Regions from separate parts of the Homo sapiens genome. Here region 1 is linked to region 2. Evidence: chromatin loops called from intact Hi-C (ENCODE). Cell type or tissue: spleen. All regions are shown on one strand. Region 1 overlaps LGR6 (leucine rich repeat containing G protein-coupled receptor 6). Region 2 overlaps LGR6 (leucine rich repeat containing G protein-coupled receptor 6).

What was found. Hi-C counts contacts between places; a loop is a spot of excess contacts. Peaks named below come from ENCODE experiments on the same cell type or tissue, not always from the same donor. Only the 100,000 strongest peaks of a DNase experiment are listed, where the experiment ranks them.
Region 1: it touches region 2 in a loop (2.4-fold over the local background); 41 of 110 quality-filtered maps call a loop at or near these places.

The regions. Positions count from the first base shown.
Region 1 is chr1:202,265,040-202,273,039 of GRCh38, forward strand. The region is part of intron 4 of LGR6 (leucine rich repeat containing G protein-coupled receptor 6); the gene reads left to right. Among named protein-coding and RNA genes, the nearest start is that of UBE2T, 73 kb to the right of the region's middle. In spleen, no CTCF peak of the experiment used is centred here; a DNase peak (open chromatin) is centred at 3,142; H3K27me3 peaks cover 1,544 bases.
Region 2 is chr1:202,310,996-202,318,995 of GRCh38, forward strand. LGR6 (leucine rich repeat containing G protein-coupled receptor 6) reads left to right here. Exons shown (of 18, transcript NM_001017403.2): 17 at 3,807-3,887; 18 at 6,957-8,000. Among named protein-coding and RNA genes, the nearest start is that of UBE2T, 27 kb to the right of the region's middle. RefSeq lists a silencer at 7,426-7,586. In spleen, CTCF peaks have their summits at 4,812 (motif pointing left) and 5,012; DNase peaks (open chromatin) are centred at 4,786, 7,406 and 7,796; H3K27me3 peaks cover 1,721 bases.

The sequences.
Region 1 (8,000 bases), 46 kb before region 2:
CTGATGAAATCACTTTCCTCCAACAAGCTTTTCCCCTGGGTGAGGAGAGAGAGAAAAGTGCTGCTCTAGCTCCCACCTCCCCTCTCTCCTCAATTGTAAGTGGGTATGGAAAGGTTAATTCAAGGCTCCATGCACCATCACCCCCACCCCACCTCTGCAGGGAAGTGGAGTTCTCACTCCAGCTTCTGGTGGCTCAGTTGACCTCCTCTGCTCCCCATGCTCTCTGTCACCATGGGACTGTCCCACCAGGAGTACTCAGGCTCCGACTCCCCAGAGTTGTCACTTTTGGGCTCTTCAGGGCTTGTGTGCTCTGTGAGGGCCTGGTGATGGGTTCCAGATGGGGAGAGGCACTGCTGGGATGCAAGGGATGAGCCCCAAGTGTTGGATGCTGCCAAGGAATGGTTCTCAGAGACCAGGGTCTTCATAGTTCCTCAACCAGTGACCTGGGAAGTGTCTCTGGGGGCCCCCCATTGCACTGTATGTGGGGGTGGGCAGGAATCGGTGAACACCTTCTTCTTCTCCCAAGAGGACAAGGGCAGGAGAGAGGTGAACAGTGAACTCAAAGAACACCGGACTCAAAACCAATGCCTTCTCTGGCTTTGCCATCTCTTTACTCTGTGACCTTGGACAAATCACTCAGTCCCTCAGAGTCCCCTTTCCTCCCTGGTTAAGTGGGGTCCCTGTTAGCTGTCACTTCCACTGCTGTGATCTCCCCATCAAGCAATCATCTGAACAATGCTGAAAGTGCCCATAACTGGATCAATAAAAAACACAGACTGAATATCCATGGTGGGCAAGTTTCAGGGAAAGAGGGGACATAGCCCGCGTCTTCAGGGGTCTTCCCATGTAATGGGGGAGAAAAGTGACCAAAGTGGGCACTTGGGTAAAGTTGTTCAAAGCTCTGAAGTTGGCCTTTTACTATCTCCCACCTCTATCGACCATCTTTCCCAGCTCCTCATCTCTCTGGTCCAAAGCTCCCTGTGTTCCAAGTCTGTGTCTCATTTTTAGAAGCTTCTCTCAAAAAGCTGTTCTCCACTAAAAGGCTACCTAATAATACTTTCCAGATTAAAAAAAAAAAAAAAATAACAGGCAGCTTCTACACTCTAAAAAAAGAATATTATCCAAATGGTAGAATTTGGTCATCTTGAGATGCCTGGAGGTGGGGGAGTGGGGGTTGGCTACTCTGTGCCTCTGCACAACACCATGTGCTTGTAAGTTGCCCTGCCTGGGGACACAGGGACATAGCACAGAAGAATTTGTCCAAAGAATGTATAGGCTCTCGGACGGACAGAGCCACAGGGACTCTTGAAGCGAACCCCTCCTTGAGCAGGTGAAGACACTGATCCTGGAGAGAGGAAAGGGACTCGTCTGAAGTCATAGCGCCCTGTGTATCAGCAAGAACAAGACCTTTGCCAGCCTTCACATCCCCACCCCCACCCCACCAGAGTGGTCTTTCTCAACCCAGACTTCCCAATGCCTACAATTTAAAGTTCAGATCCATAAAGCCCCCAAGGACCCGCACGTTCTTTTCCCTACTACCTTTCGCATCTGACCCAAGCCCTCACTCCCTGCGTCACCCAGGACCCTCTGCTCAGCACAGATGAGTTGTTCTCCTCTCCCATGTTGTTCTTTGGTCAGTACCTCTGCACACACCCTTCTTTGCCAGAAATGCTCATTACCCTCATCCACTTGGTGAAAATTCAGTTATTCCTCAAGACTCACATGAATGTCCCCTCTTTACTCCTTCTAGGAAGTTTGTCCTACCTCCGTGGCTGAAGGTTCCACACCCTTTAATTCATTCCCTCAACTCTTGGTGCACACCATTTTCAGACACAGCCTCTCTTTTCCTCTCTCTCTAACGCGCGCACACACACACACACAATCACAATTGATTATTTGTTAATCTTCGTTGCTAGACTATGAGTTCCTTGAGGGCAGGAACCAAATTCATTCATCTCTGTATCCTTCATGTCTTGTGTGGAACGCCTGGCTAATTTCTTAGAACTGTGCCATCCAGTATGGCATGTGTCAGTTAAAATAAAATTTAAAATGCGGTTCCTCAGTCATGCTGGCCACACTTCAAGAGCTCAATAGCCACAGGGCGGATAATGAATATGTCTCTGCAGAAAGCTCTATTGAACAGTGTTGTCTTAGAGGATACCAGAGGCATACAACACCCAAGATGGAGGGATGATGGATCTGGGGAGTCCTTAGCTTCCCAGATTATATGTAGGTCAATGCCTGGCACCTGCTTGAAGGGGAGCTCCCTGTAACTGGGTCTGGAGTCCAGTCATATGGATTCTGGGCTTGGTGACTACTTCTAGTGCAGACACACTGTTTAGTCCCTTTGGCTACAGCCCCAGTTTTCAGCCCCCTAAGGGCCTCGGCTAGGAGTGTACTCTTTAACTGAGAAGGTTTCTTTTCATTAAATGGGACAGGCCTTTCAGGACAAGCTCTGATGTTCAAATCTTGATAAGGAGAAGCCTTATCAATAAGCCTGAATTGAGTGGTAGCTTTGGAGTCAGACCAATGGCTTCATTCCTCTGAGCCTCCTTTTCTGCATGCAAGATGGGAAGCATAAGGTTCCTACTCCACAGGGCTAGCATGAAGATTAAATATGATAATATATGTAAATGCTGAGCACACCTGGCAATTAGCTCCTTCTCAATATAAAAGCTAAGGTTTTTATATTGTTTTATCAAACAGCAAAGTATATAGTCTAAGAGCTTCTCTGGAAAGAGACTATGTGTTATTCAAGTTTGAACCCTAGAACTAAGCACAAGGCTGGCATAATAGTAGGCACTCAATGAATGTTTATTATATTTAATCCAATCCTATTGAATTGAAGACAAAGGGAATGATACCATCTGTAATGAGAGGCATTTCAGGCAGTCTGATAGGTAGTGAGGGAGGGATGTGGGGGCAGTAGGGCTTTATGGAAGCCTTCATGAGACCATAAAGGGCCTTCACAGAATGCAGGCTGTGTTCTCCAGGAGAGAGGCTGGGAGGGGTGTCAGTCCGCGGGAAGGCAGAAGCTCATGAGCATCCGTGCCTGAGTTGGTGGAGTCTGTGGGTACAGATTCTGTGTGTTCCCCAGTCGAGCAAGCCCTCCTGCCAAGCAGGGCCAGGACATGCCATGGGCAGGGGACCCCACAACCCCATTGGAGCCCCGTGGCCCTCCGTGCAGAAGCTGGCACCTGGCACTGGCGGCTGGTGCTGGTGTGGGAGGCTGGGCCCTGCCGCCTATGGAAGGCCCAAGGGCATCTCCTCACTGCTCGGCAGGTGCCAGCCTGCTCCCTGCTGGAATCCTTGCCTTCCCAGGCAGGCTCTCGGTCAGGGCCGTTGGTCCCTCCAGGCAATCAACGGCTCCCACGTGGAATATTTTCCCCACAGAATAACCATTTCCATAGTGGCTGCTTTTTTTTTTTTTAACTTTTAATATCCTCCCCCTTCCACCCTCCATTCTGTACTCCAACCAGAGACTGAGATGTCCCCCTCCCCACCCACATCTTTTCTCTATTCTCTCCCTTCCTGTGTTCAACTGAAAGTCAGCTATGTAGCCAAGTAGGGGTGGGGGGTTCAGAGATGAAAACCAGCCCTGGGGTCGGCCAGGAGCAAACAATCAGTAATCCTGTGTCAAATGAACTGTCTTTGTCCTCAAGGTATCTCACCTCCCAGCCTCTTTCTTCCTCTCAAACGCAGAGTTAGGAAATGAGAACAGGAGCAGGCCTAGCCCACAGCTTTTGAGGATTTTTTAGTTTGGGAGCAGAGCCGACCTCATGGGCCTGCGACCTGTGTGGTTGCCAGGGCCCTGATAGCAGAAGGGGCCTGTACCTGGTTTAGTGTTCTATTGCCATCTTGAAGTTTTTTGTTTGTTTGTTTTGGAAATAGGGTCTCACTTTGTTGCCCAGGCTGGAGTGAAGTGGTGTGAACACAGCTCACTGCAGCCTCGACTTCTGGGATCAAAAGATCCTCCTGCCGCAGCCTCCTGAGTAGCTGGGACTACTGGAGCGTGCCACCATGCCTGGCTAACTTTTAAATTTTTTTCTAGAGAGGGTGTCTTGCTATTTTGTCCAGGCTGGTCTCAAACTCCTGAGCTCAAGCAATCCTCCCGCCTGAGCCTCCCAAAGTGCTGGGATTATAGACATGAGCCACTGTGCCCAGCTGAGATTCTTGGTAAACACAGGCTTTTCATCCCCATTATGTAGCCACTCCTATTCAGGAGGGTCTTAGTGATGGGCAGCTTCAAGGAGAGAGGGAGGCAACCAGGCTGGTGTGGGAGTTTGGGCAGAGAAGCCCACTAAATTCAGCAACCTGAGTTTGTAAGTCACTGGAAGAAAGCTGGCTAGGGGCTCCCCTTCTCTGAGCTTTCAGCATCTGAAACAGAACCTTTGCCCTCCTTTCCTACTCTGCAAAACCCTGATAGGCTGGGGAGGGAAAGGGATACTTCAGGTACTAGGACTGGCTGGAGATACTTTCTTAGGATGAGACCATGTCATGGAAGAGACTCTGGAGGCATCATCTTCCTCTTCTTGGATGAGAAGTGGAATTCCTCTCTGGATGTGCCCCAGCCCTGTGGAGCCTACTTCATTCAGGCCCACCTTTCCTCATGAATTCTGGGTTTCAGTCTCTCTCTGCTCCTAAAGCCCTCTGTCCTACCATTGCCATGTCTTCTCATGTAATGTGGCTCAGAGCTAGGGAGGGGACCCAAGTCGTGGCTGACCTGAATGGAACAGAAGAGGAGGACACCTGCCCTCTTTCCCTTGCTTTCCTCGCCTCCCTTAGGGCACACTGACCTTTGAATTTAAAGTCAGCCTGCACTCAGGGAGCGGGTACTATGGCAAAGCCCTGAGCATGGAGCTTTGCACGAGTGATTGCTTTTAAATGAATATTTGATGACATCCATGGGTCAGCTAGAGGCCCACTCAGACCCCTGAATCTGTCCCCTTTATCTTGTATTTGACTAAGATCTGGTAGGATATAAGATGGATTAGAGAAATAAATCCCAGAAAGGGTCCACTAGATTGATTTAGTCCTCTGTGGGCTGTAAGGGCCCCTGGTTTCCAAATAGAGATATGCTTCTTGCATATCCATATCTTACACAAAGAACTGTGAGTCTCTCTGTCATTCCTTCGCTTTTGGGGAACTAGACTGGTAGAGTGAAAAGAAGCTCTGAGTTGTTTTGTTTTGTTTTTGTTTTTGCTTTTGTTTTTTTTTTTTGAGACAGAGTTTTGCTCTCGTTGCCCAGGCTGGAGTGCAATGGCGCGATCTCGGCTCACTGCAACCTCCGCAACCAGGGTTCAAGTGATTCTCCTACCGCAGCCTCCCAAGTAGCTGGGATTATAGGCGTGTGCCACCACGCCCGTCTAATTTTGTATTTTTAGTAGAGATGGGGTTTCCCCATGTTGGTCAGGATGGTCTTGAACTCCCGAACTCAGGTGATCTGCCCACCTCAGCCTCCCAAAGTGCTGGGATTACAGGCGTGAGCCACCACACCCTGCGAAGCTCTGAGTTTGAGTCCCAGCCCTACCACTGCCTTTGGGCATTTCTCTTTATCTCTGTGGGCTTCAGGCTCCTCATATGAGACGAGTGAGGCTGGAAGGCTCCTTCAGGCTCTGACACAGTGTGATTCTTAGTGTACGCTATTGTCCTGGGTCGCTGTCAGTGGGTCACTTCTTGCTGTCTAACCTAAAGCTCTTCTGCTACGCTTGCTCCCTGTTAGGTCCTCATCTCATTTCAGTCAATTCAGACCAGGACCCTATGTCCCCATCTCCCTGGGATGTCCTATGACCTGGCGACTTTCACACCACATGCCCCTTGGGACTTGGAGGGAAGGGTCCCCTTCCTTCCCTCCCTGCTTCAGCCTCAGCCCTTAGCTGGGGGAGTATGAGAAGCAGTTTGGCCCTCGACAGGTTAAGCTGTTTCCCCAGAGCCTAAGCAAGCCCGAACTGGCCTGTGAGGTCCCTGCTAATCTGCCCCATTACTGCAGGTAAGAATTATAATCAGAAATCACTTGAGGGGCCAGGTCCACGTGGGAGAACGAGAGGCGCTGCTGGGGGTTGTTGATTCTGTTCCAGAGCTTAATTGGTATAATTGCTCTCTTCAGCCTGCCAAGCCAGAGTCCATCAGGATTGGCTCTCCCACCCTCTACGGGGAGCTGCTTAAAAAGGTCTTTTAGTCCCAAGTGGAGGATTCTGCTGGCGGCTCGGAGACTCCTTCAGCAATCCAATACCCCTTTCCTGGCTGCCAGATGGCAGGGGAGCCTAGGACCCCCCTACCCTAGAGGACTAGAGATCCCAGGGGAGCCTGAACCCTGACTTGAAAGGGTGGGGGAATTCTCCAGAGAGCACCTTATCCTACCGGGAGCTGGGTGGGGAGATAGTAAGAGGGGTTGCTCTATAGCCAGGTGTCGACCCTTAGGTGTTCCCAAGAGTCAGAGGTTCCTGGGGGCAGGGAGCAGGTGTCCAACCAGAAAATACAGGGGAGGCTGGGCGCGGTGGCTCACACCTGTAATCCCAGCACTTTGGGAGGCTGAGGCGGGTGGATCACCTGAGGTCAGGAGTTCGAGACCAGCCTGGCCAACATGGTGAAACCCTGTCTCTACGAAAATACAAAAAAATTAGCCGGGCTTGGTGGCAGGTGCCTGCAATCCCAGCTACTCCAGAGGCTGAGGGAGAAGAATCGCTTGAACCCGGGAGGCAGAGGTTTCAGTGAGCTGGGATTGCACCATGGCACTCCAGCCTGGGCAATAAGAGTGAAACTCTGTCTCAAAAAAAAAAAAAAAAAAAAAGAGAGAGGGGAGAGAGGAGAAAGTTTAATAGAAGCCAATACTGCGCCTGTCTCCTGCTGCCTCCTCCACTCCCCTCTGTGCTTCGTGGAGTCTCCCTCTAAGGGGGTGTTTGTCCTCACTGTCTCTGGGGTGGGCAAGTCATCAAACCATACAGCTGAGGAAAGCAACACAAAAGGTTAAAGGAGGGTATTTGTGGCTACATCTGTGTGATGGCAAAGCCCACACCTTCCACATCACAGGAGCCCCCTGGGTCAGAGCTGCCAGATAAAATACAAATGTTGCATGGGACTTATTCAAACTTATACTTGCTTATCTGAAATTCAGATTTAACTGGGCATTGTCCCAAATATTACACAGGACATATTTATGCTAAAATTATTATTTATCTGAAATTCAAATTTAAATGGGTAGCATGTTGTTTTATTTGCTATATCTGGCAGTGCTACCCTGGGTCCATGCCCCACCCCCAAGCCCACCTGGCCTGAGTGTAAACGCCCCGTCTCTCTGCTCATCCCAAACACAAACACAGTCCTGGCCGATTTCTTCCATGTGCTCATTCCACCTTCTTCATTTGCCAGTTTTCTTCCTTTTCTCCTTTGGTGTGTCCCAGTTCCCAAGTACCAGGAGCAGGGCAGCAAACACCTCCCCTCTCCAGCCCTCAGCTGCTCTACCATGCCACTTAGGATATCATGAGCCAGGACAGAAGATAGTTTCTCTCTGACAGAGCGGAAAGAGGCCTGGAGGCTCAGCCCATCCAGCCCTTCCCTAAGAGGCTGAGAAAGTAAGGCCCTGTTTTAAGCCAGTGCCATGCTCGGCCCAGCCTGGCAAAAGGGCCCTTCCCAAGCTCTCCTGCCTATGGGTTACACAAAATGCAGGAGATGGACTAACCAGGACTGTAGGTTACATGTGTGAGCGTGCACATGCATGTGGCCAGCAAACGTGTGTACTCACACATACGCACATACATAGCAAAGGCCACTTCCAAGTGCCCCCTGAGCTCACAGAATAAGTTTTCCCCTTGCCCTGCCCTGACCCACTTCCTGCCTGCCTCCTAGCACCTCCTTATGGTACATGGCCATCTTCTCAGCTCAGCCACAATCTCTGCCCTGGTGTCCCACCTGGGCAGGACACCTAGGTGAACAGGTGAGCAGGTTCTTAACCTCCCATCATGCACCTCAGTGCCAACACAACACAATGGTGAGGCACATGA
Region 2 (8,000 bases):
AAAGGCACATGTTGGAGGCAGGCAGCCAAGGGGGTTCTGAGGGATCATTTACTAAGTGGTATCTTAGATACCAAGGGCAGATAAAAGGGCTTCCCTCTCCCCCTGCCCGTATTACAGAACACAAGCAGAATTAGGAGGGAGAGAGTAGGGGTCCTCTGCTTTGGGGTATTCTTTTTCCATCTCTAACTCTCCACAATATTTCAATGGAGAAAATAAACAAACGAAAAATCAAATATAAACATGTAAGAAAAACATCTCATTACAGCGTAGACAAAACTGAGGTCCAATCCCAACTACAACATTCACCAGTTGGATTGCATTGGACCAGTCATGTAACCATACTGAGCCTCACTTTCCTTATCTTTAAATGAGAAAGATAATTGGCTGGGCGCGGTGGCTCAAGCCTATAATTCCAGCACTTTGGGAGGCCAAGGCGGGTGGATCACTTTAGGTCAGGAGTTCGAGACCAGCCTGGCCAACATGGTGAAACCCCTTCTCTACCAAAAATACAAAAATTAGCCAGTCATGGTGGCATGCGCCTGTAGTCCCAGCTACTTGGGAGGCTGAGACAGGAGAATGGCTTAAGCCCAGGAGGCGGAGGTTATAGTGAGCTGAGATCGCACCACTGCAAACTCCAGCCTGGGTGACAGAGTGAGATTCTGTCTCAAAAAACTAAATAAATAAATAAGTAAATGAGAAAGATAATGGATAGCTCATAGGCTGTTGGGGAAGACTAAAAGATTCCATAAATGATGAAGTATGCTCATCGCTACTACTGAGGACTGGTGCCTTCTGGTGTACATGTATAGGGAGAGTGCAACTGTGGAGTCCGGGGCACAGTGTATGGAGGGCAAATGGTGGGCAGGCAACCTGGGGGTCTCTGAGAGCCTTCTTCCCAATGTATTAACACACCTCCCTAGGGAGGGTATGAGGACCCGATGAGGAGCAGCCCAGCAGCCTGGCTGGCTCTGGGCCAGCAGACAGCTGTCCCCGGGGGACATTCCCGGATGTCTGCTGTACACTCCCTCAGGGGGCTGGAAGGAAGAATGGAAACTTTCCTTCCTCAAGGTGAAACTTTCCACCGAGCTTAGGTCTTGGAGAACCACAGGGCGTCAAGATCGTGGGCTGCCTGCCGCCTGTAACGGGAGCTAGGGCAGGGCCCCCCACTTCCTGTGGGAGCTAATGAGCCTCGAGAAGGAAAGCCAGGAGCTGCTGCTCCAGCCAGATTCGATTTCCTCCTCGTTTGAAGAGTGGTTACTTAACACCTTGGCTGTGATTTTCCCAGCCTCAGACAGAGTCCACGGGTTTCACCCCTTGTGTTTCATTCATGCATTTTGATTTCAAAGAATTGCTGAACTTCTTTCTGGAGAGCAGGGGTGGGCAGGGAGTGAAAGGTAGAGAGGAGGAAATGCCAGGACTCTGTGGGCACGACTCAGCCTCCGACCTGCCCTGATGGTGTCTGGGCCAGGAGCAGCTTCACAGTCTTCCTGCCTCCTGGGAAAGCTCCCAACTGATGGTGTTTACCCTTTAAGTGAGGAGGAAGGATCCACACAGGAAACAGACTTTGTGAACCAAAGATGGAACAAGTGCAACAAACAGAGTCACCTATCCATTGCCCTGTATGATGGAGGAAGAGCCCACAGGATGCTGTCTCTTAAACCTGAAGATTGTACAGTTACCTTTTGAAGACAAGCCATTCTTTCCCCAACTTGGGTCTTCAGACACATTTCCAGTCTGACCTGAGAAACTTGTCTTATTCTTTAAAAAGCCTTTCAGTGATGGATTATCACTGCAAAAAATGTTTTGTCTTTATAGATTATAAAATGTTCTAGATTCTCATTTCAAAATTCGTATAGAATTTGTGGACCTCCAGCATGTCTGCAACCCCCTAGAGTTCACAGGCCCTAGTTTGAGAAACACTGCAAAAGTGAATAAGAAAAAAAAAGTGTAAGGCCGGGCACGGTGGCTCACGCCTGTAATCCCAGCACTTTGGGAGGCCGAGGCAGGCGGATCACAAGGTCAGGAGATCCAGACCATCCTGGCTAACACCATGAAACCCCATCTCTAAAAAAATACAAAAAATTAGCCAGGCGTGGTGGCGGGCGCCTGTAGTCCCAGCTGCTCAGGAGGCTGAGGCAGGAGAATGGCGTGAACCCAGGAGGCAGAGCTTGCAGTGAGCCGAGATCATGCCACTGCACTCCAGCCTGGGCAACAGAGCGAGACTCCATCTCAAAAAAAAAAAAAAAGTGTAAAGCCTGGACTTAGAATTGAAAAGAACATTAAAGATGATCTAGTCCAGCCTCTGACTCAGGTAGAAGTGCTTTCTCTCCCATTGGGGACTTTCTGTTTAGTATCATCAGTGACAAATTATGTTCAGCTCATGCATCTGTAAATCTCCTGAACCCTCCCCACCCCCTGACCCCCCAAAGTAATCAGTCCCTTGCCTGGGAAAGCATGATGGTTAAACATCTGGGCTCTGTAGTCAGACAAACCTGCATCTGAATTCTAGTCTATTGCTGTGAGGCTGCAGGCAAGCCACTTAACTTCAATGAGCCTCAGTCTCCTTATCTGTCACCTGCCTCACATGGATGTTGTGAAGGTTAATGGGACCATGAAGATGAGGACTGACTGGGCACAGTACCTGGTGCCGAATAAGAACTCAAGAAATGTTAACCCTTATTGTTCAGTGAATCTATTAGCTGAAAATTTTTTTCTAATTGATACATAATAAATGTATGTATGGGGGGCACATGTGATTATTTAATACATTCATATAATGTATATAAAGATCAAATCAGAGTAATCGGGATATCCTTTGCCTTAAAAATTTGTCTTTTCTTTATGCTAGGAACATTCAAATTATTCCCTTCTAGCTAGTAAATAAATCTGTTAGTTGATGGCACTCATTGTAGCATGACAATTTGTTTCCTTATTAGTCTCCACAAGCTCTTTGAGAGCAGGTCCATCTCTTATTCATCCCTGAAATTCTTCTGCATTTGCCCAGTGCCAGAATTGCACTCAGCAGATGTGGACCTACTCTGCACCTGTTGAAGGTGGGGTGTTCCTTTGCTGGACAGCTCTAATTGTGGGAACTTACTCTTGTTAGGAAGTAGTAGAGTGTCTCCATTCGAATCATAATTTGCCTCGTTCTACAGTCCATCCATTGATCCTGGTTCTACCCTCTGGGGCAAAACAGCATGTAGAAGTCAAATTCCTTTACCCCTAACAGTCCTTCAGCCCTTTGAGGACGGCCATGATACCCCCACTTACTCTTACCTCCTCCAAGTTAAACACCGCCCAGTTGCTTTGACTGTTTCTCTCACAAATGGCTTCTGCTCTCCCACCCCCTAGTTCACTCGTTCACGTCTAAACACACTGCAGCTCACTGATGTTTTTCTTAATGTGTAGTTTTCACAACTGGACACAAAATTACAGTGACAGCCCAGCCAGAGTAGAGAATGTGTGATCACTAGCATACATTATTGAAACAGCTTCCACTCCAACTCGAAGCAGCACTTGTGGGTAAGGCTGACTGGAGAGGACATAGAGCCCTGACTAATAGAAAGAGAAGGTCTAGGTGAAATGTTTGCTGTGCACTCTTCAGTGCAGATAATCCACATGTGGATAATAGGAAGCTGACCAAATCTTTACCCCCAAGGGTAGAAATGGATGTGCCGGGTTGCTAGAATGAACAGTGCTGAGCAGAGTTAGTAAGGGACATCTTAAAGGAGGGGGCATTTGGAGAAAGGTAGGGCTTGACTGACACCAAGACCCAGGACCCTGCATCACTTTGTCTCTCCTTTCAGATGACCAGGACCTGGATGAGCTCCAGCTGGAGATGGAGGACTCAAAGCCACACCCCAGTGTCCAGTGTAGCCCTACTCCAGGTGAGGTGGTGTCTGGGGAATGGGGACGAGGGGGAATGGAGAAAGGGCACCCAACCACCTAGTTGAGGTATTAGTTCAGCCTGGCATGTCTGCAGCCACATTCTTTGCCTGACTCCCAGCCTGCTGCAAGAGGGCCCTCCTTTCGTAATTCCTGGGGAAGGAACTGGAGTTCTTTCCCTTGGGTGGCTGCTTGAGGGGAGTAGCATGAATGGAGGCGAAGTCAAGCAATCAGCCAATTAGCATTTATGCATCCAGGATAAAACTACTGTTACACAGGAGAGAAGCAGGAAAGAATGCCTTGACCCCATTGCTCAGGGTGGCACGTGGGACTGCTTTTGAGTAATCCCTCAGTCTAAGACCCATACCACAGAATCCTAGAGCCAGGTGGGACTCCAACAGGTCACCTTCTCCATCCCTCCCTGCTCCATCCCAGGAAGATTACAGTCTCTGTTAAAACTCTGCACAGTGGAAAAACTCCATAGTATCCCTGGGTAAGTCCTTACAGCACCATCTAACGCTTATAGTTGCGGAAGCCTCCTTTAGCATCTAACCTAAATCCATCCTGCTATAAAGAAAGCAAAAAAGAAAATTCTCTTTCTCTTTGGTGCAATTCAACTTGAGACATTTAGAGTGAGGAAGTCCCTTCGCTTGCATATAAAATGCTAACAGGCCACAGAAGGTGGCAAGCAGCATGCTACTTAGGCAAGGATGGGATTCTTCAGAATGAACAGAAGTGATGAACAGTTTGCTTCTTCTATTTCGTTCCACCTCCGTTTTCCAGTTTTCCAGCTTTCTCTGGCCCAGGACCCTTGCCTTCTCCCTTTACCCTCTCTAAAGCCTATAGAGTGATTGCCTGGCCTTGCCCAGCCCGAGTTTTCAGTGCTTGGTGACAACAGCACGCCCTCTAGTGCCAGCTTGGGGCCAGAGCACTAACCCAACCTGGAGGAAGCAGGTGCTGCTTCTGACTTGGAAAAACACACATGCTGCATTCACAATGCCATGGAAATTTCACCTCTGAAAACCAGTAATCAGCAGGGATGAGGTAAAAGAGGAAGTTCCAAAAGACAAAGTCCAACTCGAGCTTGCTTCTAAAATAACTCACACCAAATGGTCAAATAATTATGGTACATTTTATGGTACATAAAATATGTTTTGAGTAATATAAAAATATTTCTCTGGGAAAAAATTTGGGAAAGTCTGCTTGATAAAAATGTGACTTAAAGAGAACGAGAAACGCATATACAGTTGTCTTAGTCCGCTTCGTGTTGCTATAACAGAATACCTAAGGCTAGGTAATTTATAAAGGAAAGAGTTTTGTTTGACTCACAATTCTGGTGGCTGGGAGGTTCAAGATTGGACAGCTGCATGTGATGAGGGCCTCAGGCTGCTTCAACTTGTGATGGAAAGCAGAAGGGGAGTGGGTATGTGCAAATAGATCACAGGGTGAAAGAGAAGCCAGACTCCCTTTAACAACCCACTCCTAGGGAACTAATCCATTCCCTGGATTGATTGAGAACTCACTCACCCTCACAGAAGGACATTAATCTGTTCCTGAGGGATCTGTCCCCATGACCCAGACACCTCCCACTAGGCCCCACCTCCAACATTCCCACATTGGGGGATTCCATTTCAGCATGAGTTTTGGTGCAGACAAACCATATCCAAATGATAACAACAGTAAAATCTTAATTTAGCTTGAAAACCTATATGTATGTATGTATTTTTTAAAGACTGGACGGAAGCATACCAAAATAATGAGTTATCTCTGAGAGGTGAAGTCTCATGTCATTTTAATGTTTTCATGTTATATTTTCAAATTTTCTACAGTTATCACCTATTATATTTGGTAATAAGAAAGAAAAGGTTTAAAAATAGCTCCCACAAAAGCCTCTCAAATTCCCAAGCTACCAAGAAACACATTGAAGAACAAGAGTGGAAAGCCAAAGAAAATGAAGAAATAATATTTCCAAAGTTACAAGGTGATTTAGGAACAGACTTTGGAGAGAGGGATGGAAAACACCAGGATCTCACGCATCTCGTGTGGACCTAGGTTGGAAAACCCCAGAAGTCATCTGTATTTTGATTTACTGTACTTGAGGCAATTTACCTCCGAAATACTGATTGACTGACAAGTATTCAATGTGGTCTGTACCCCTCTCACAGAGCAAGGGAGAGCCAGCCTGGTATAATATTTGGTCAGGACTCTCCCACAGTGGAGGACTTAGTGGATCACTGGGGACTGACTGAGAGAAACAGAGCCTCAGGCATAGACTGGTTACTGTCTGGGCAGTCCCTCATGCCTCTGTCCCTACCCACCATAGCTCCCAATTCTGATACCCTCTCCACTCCTTGATGGCAGCCTGTCCTTCCTTTCTTTCCAGTGCTGTCCTTCACTTAACATTTCCTCAATATCTGGGTTTGTACTGTATTAATTTGTACCATGTGTGTGTTTTTTTGTTTTTTTTTTGTTTTTTTGGGGAGAGAGAGAGTCTTGCTCTGTTGCCCAGGCTGGAGTGCAGTAGAGCAATCTTAGCTCACTGCAACCTCCGTCCCCCGGGTTCAAGTGATTCTTCTGCCTCAGCCTCCCAAGTAGTTGGGACTACATGTGCGTGCCACCACACCCAGCTAATTTTTTGTATTTGTAGTAGAGATGGGGTTTTGCTTTGTTGGCCAGGCTGGTCTCAAACTCCTGACCTCAGACAATCCATCCGCCTCAGCCTCCGGAAGTGCTGGAATTATAGTCGTGAGCCACCATGCCTGGCCTATATGCGTTCTATGTTCTGGTGTATTGAGAGGAGGGTTAGGGTTCACCCCACTTGCAGCTCTTCGGAAGAAGAGTCGTGTATGTCCCACAGCTGGGAGTTCTCTAAGGTGAGAGAACCTCCAACTTGGAGTTCTCTGGGGCCAGAAACAGGGTCAGCCTCCCTTAGACTGGGAGTTTTCCGAGGGCAAGGGCCATGTTCATCTCCTTTTGATTGGAAATTCTCTGAATACAGAGGCTGACCTTGGTCCTGAAGACCTGGTCCCACCATCCTCTGGCCCAGGGTTAATGTCTGATCTCTCCTACAGGCCCCTTCAAGCCCTGTGAGTACCTCTTTGAAAGCTGGGGCATCCGCCTGGCCGTGTGGGCCATCGTGTTGCTCTCCGTGCTCTGCAATGGACTGGTGCTGCTGACCGTGTTCGCTGGCGGGCCTGTCCCCCTGCCCCCGGTCAAGTTTGTGGTAGGTGCGATTGCAGGCGCCAACACCTTGACTGGCATTTCCTGTGGCCTTCTAGCCTCAGTCGATGCCCTGACCTTTGGTCAGTTCTCTGAGTACGGAGCCCGCTGGGAGACGGGGCTAGGCTGCCGGGCCACTGGCTTCCTGGCAGTACTTGGGTCGGAGGCATCGGTGCTGCTGCTCACTCTGGCCGCAGTGCAGTGCAGCGTCTCCGTCTCCTGTGTCCGGGCCTATGGGAAGTCCCCCTCCCTGGGCAGCGTTCGAGCAGGGGTCCTAGGCTGCCTGGCACTGGCAGGGCTGGCCGCCGCGCTGCCCCTGGCCTCAGTGGGAGAATACGGGGCCTCCCCACTCTGCCTGCCCTACGCGCCACCTGAGGGTCAGCCAGCAGCCCTGGGCTTCACCGTGGCCCTGGTGATGATGAACTCCTTCTGTTTCCTGGTCGTGGCCGGTGCCTACATCAAACTGTACTGTGACCTGCCGCGGGGCGACTTTGAGGCCGTGTGGGACTGCGCCATGGTGAGGCACGTGGCCTGGCTCATCTTCGCAGACGGGCTCCTCTACTGTCCCGTGGCCTTCCTCAGCTTTGCCTCCATGCTGGGCCTCTTCCCTGTCACGCCCGAGGCCGTCAAGTCTGTCCTGCTGGTGGTGCTGCCCCTGCCTGCCTGCCTCAACCCACTGCTGTACCTGCTCTTCAACCCCCACTTCCGGGATGACCTTCGGCGGCTTCGGCCCCGCGCAGGGGACTCAGGGCCCCTAGCCTATGCTGCGGCCGGGGAGCTGGAGAAGAGCTCCTGTGATTCTACCCAGGCCCTGGTAGCCTTCTCTGATGTGGATCTCATTCTGGAAGCTTCTGAAGCTGGGCGGCCCCCTGGGCTGGAGACCTATGGCTTCCCCT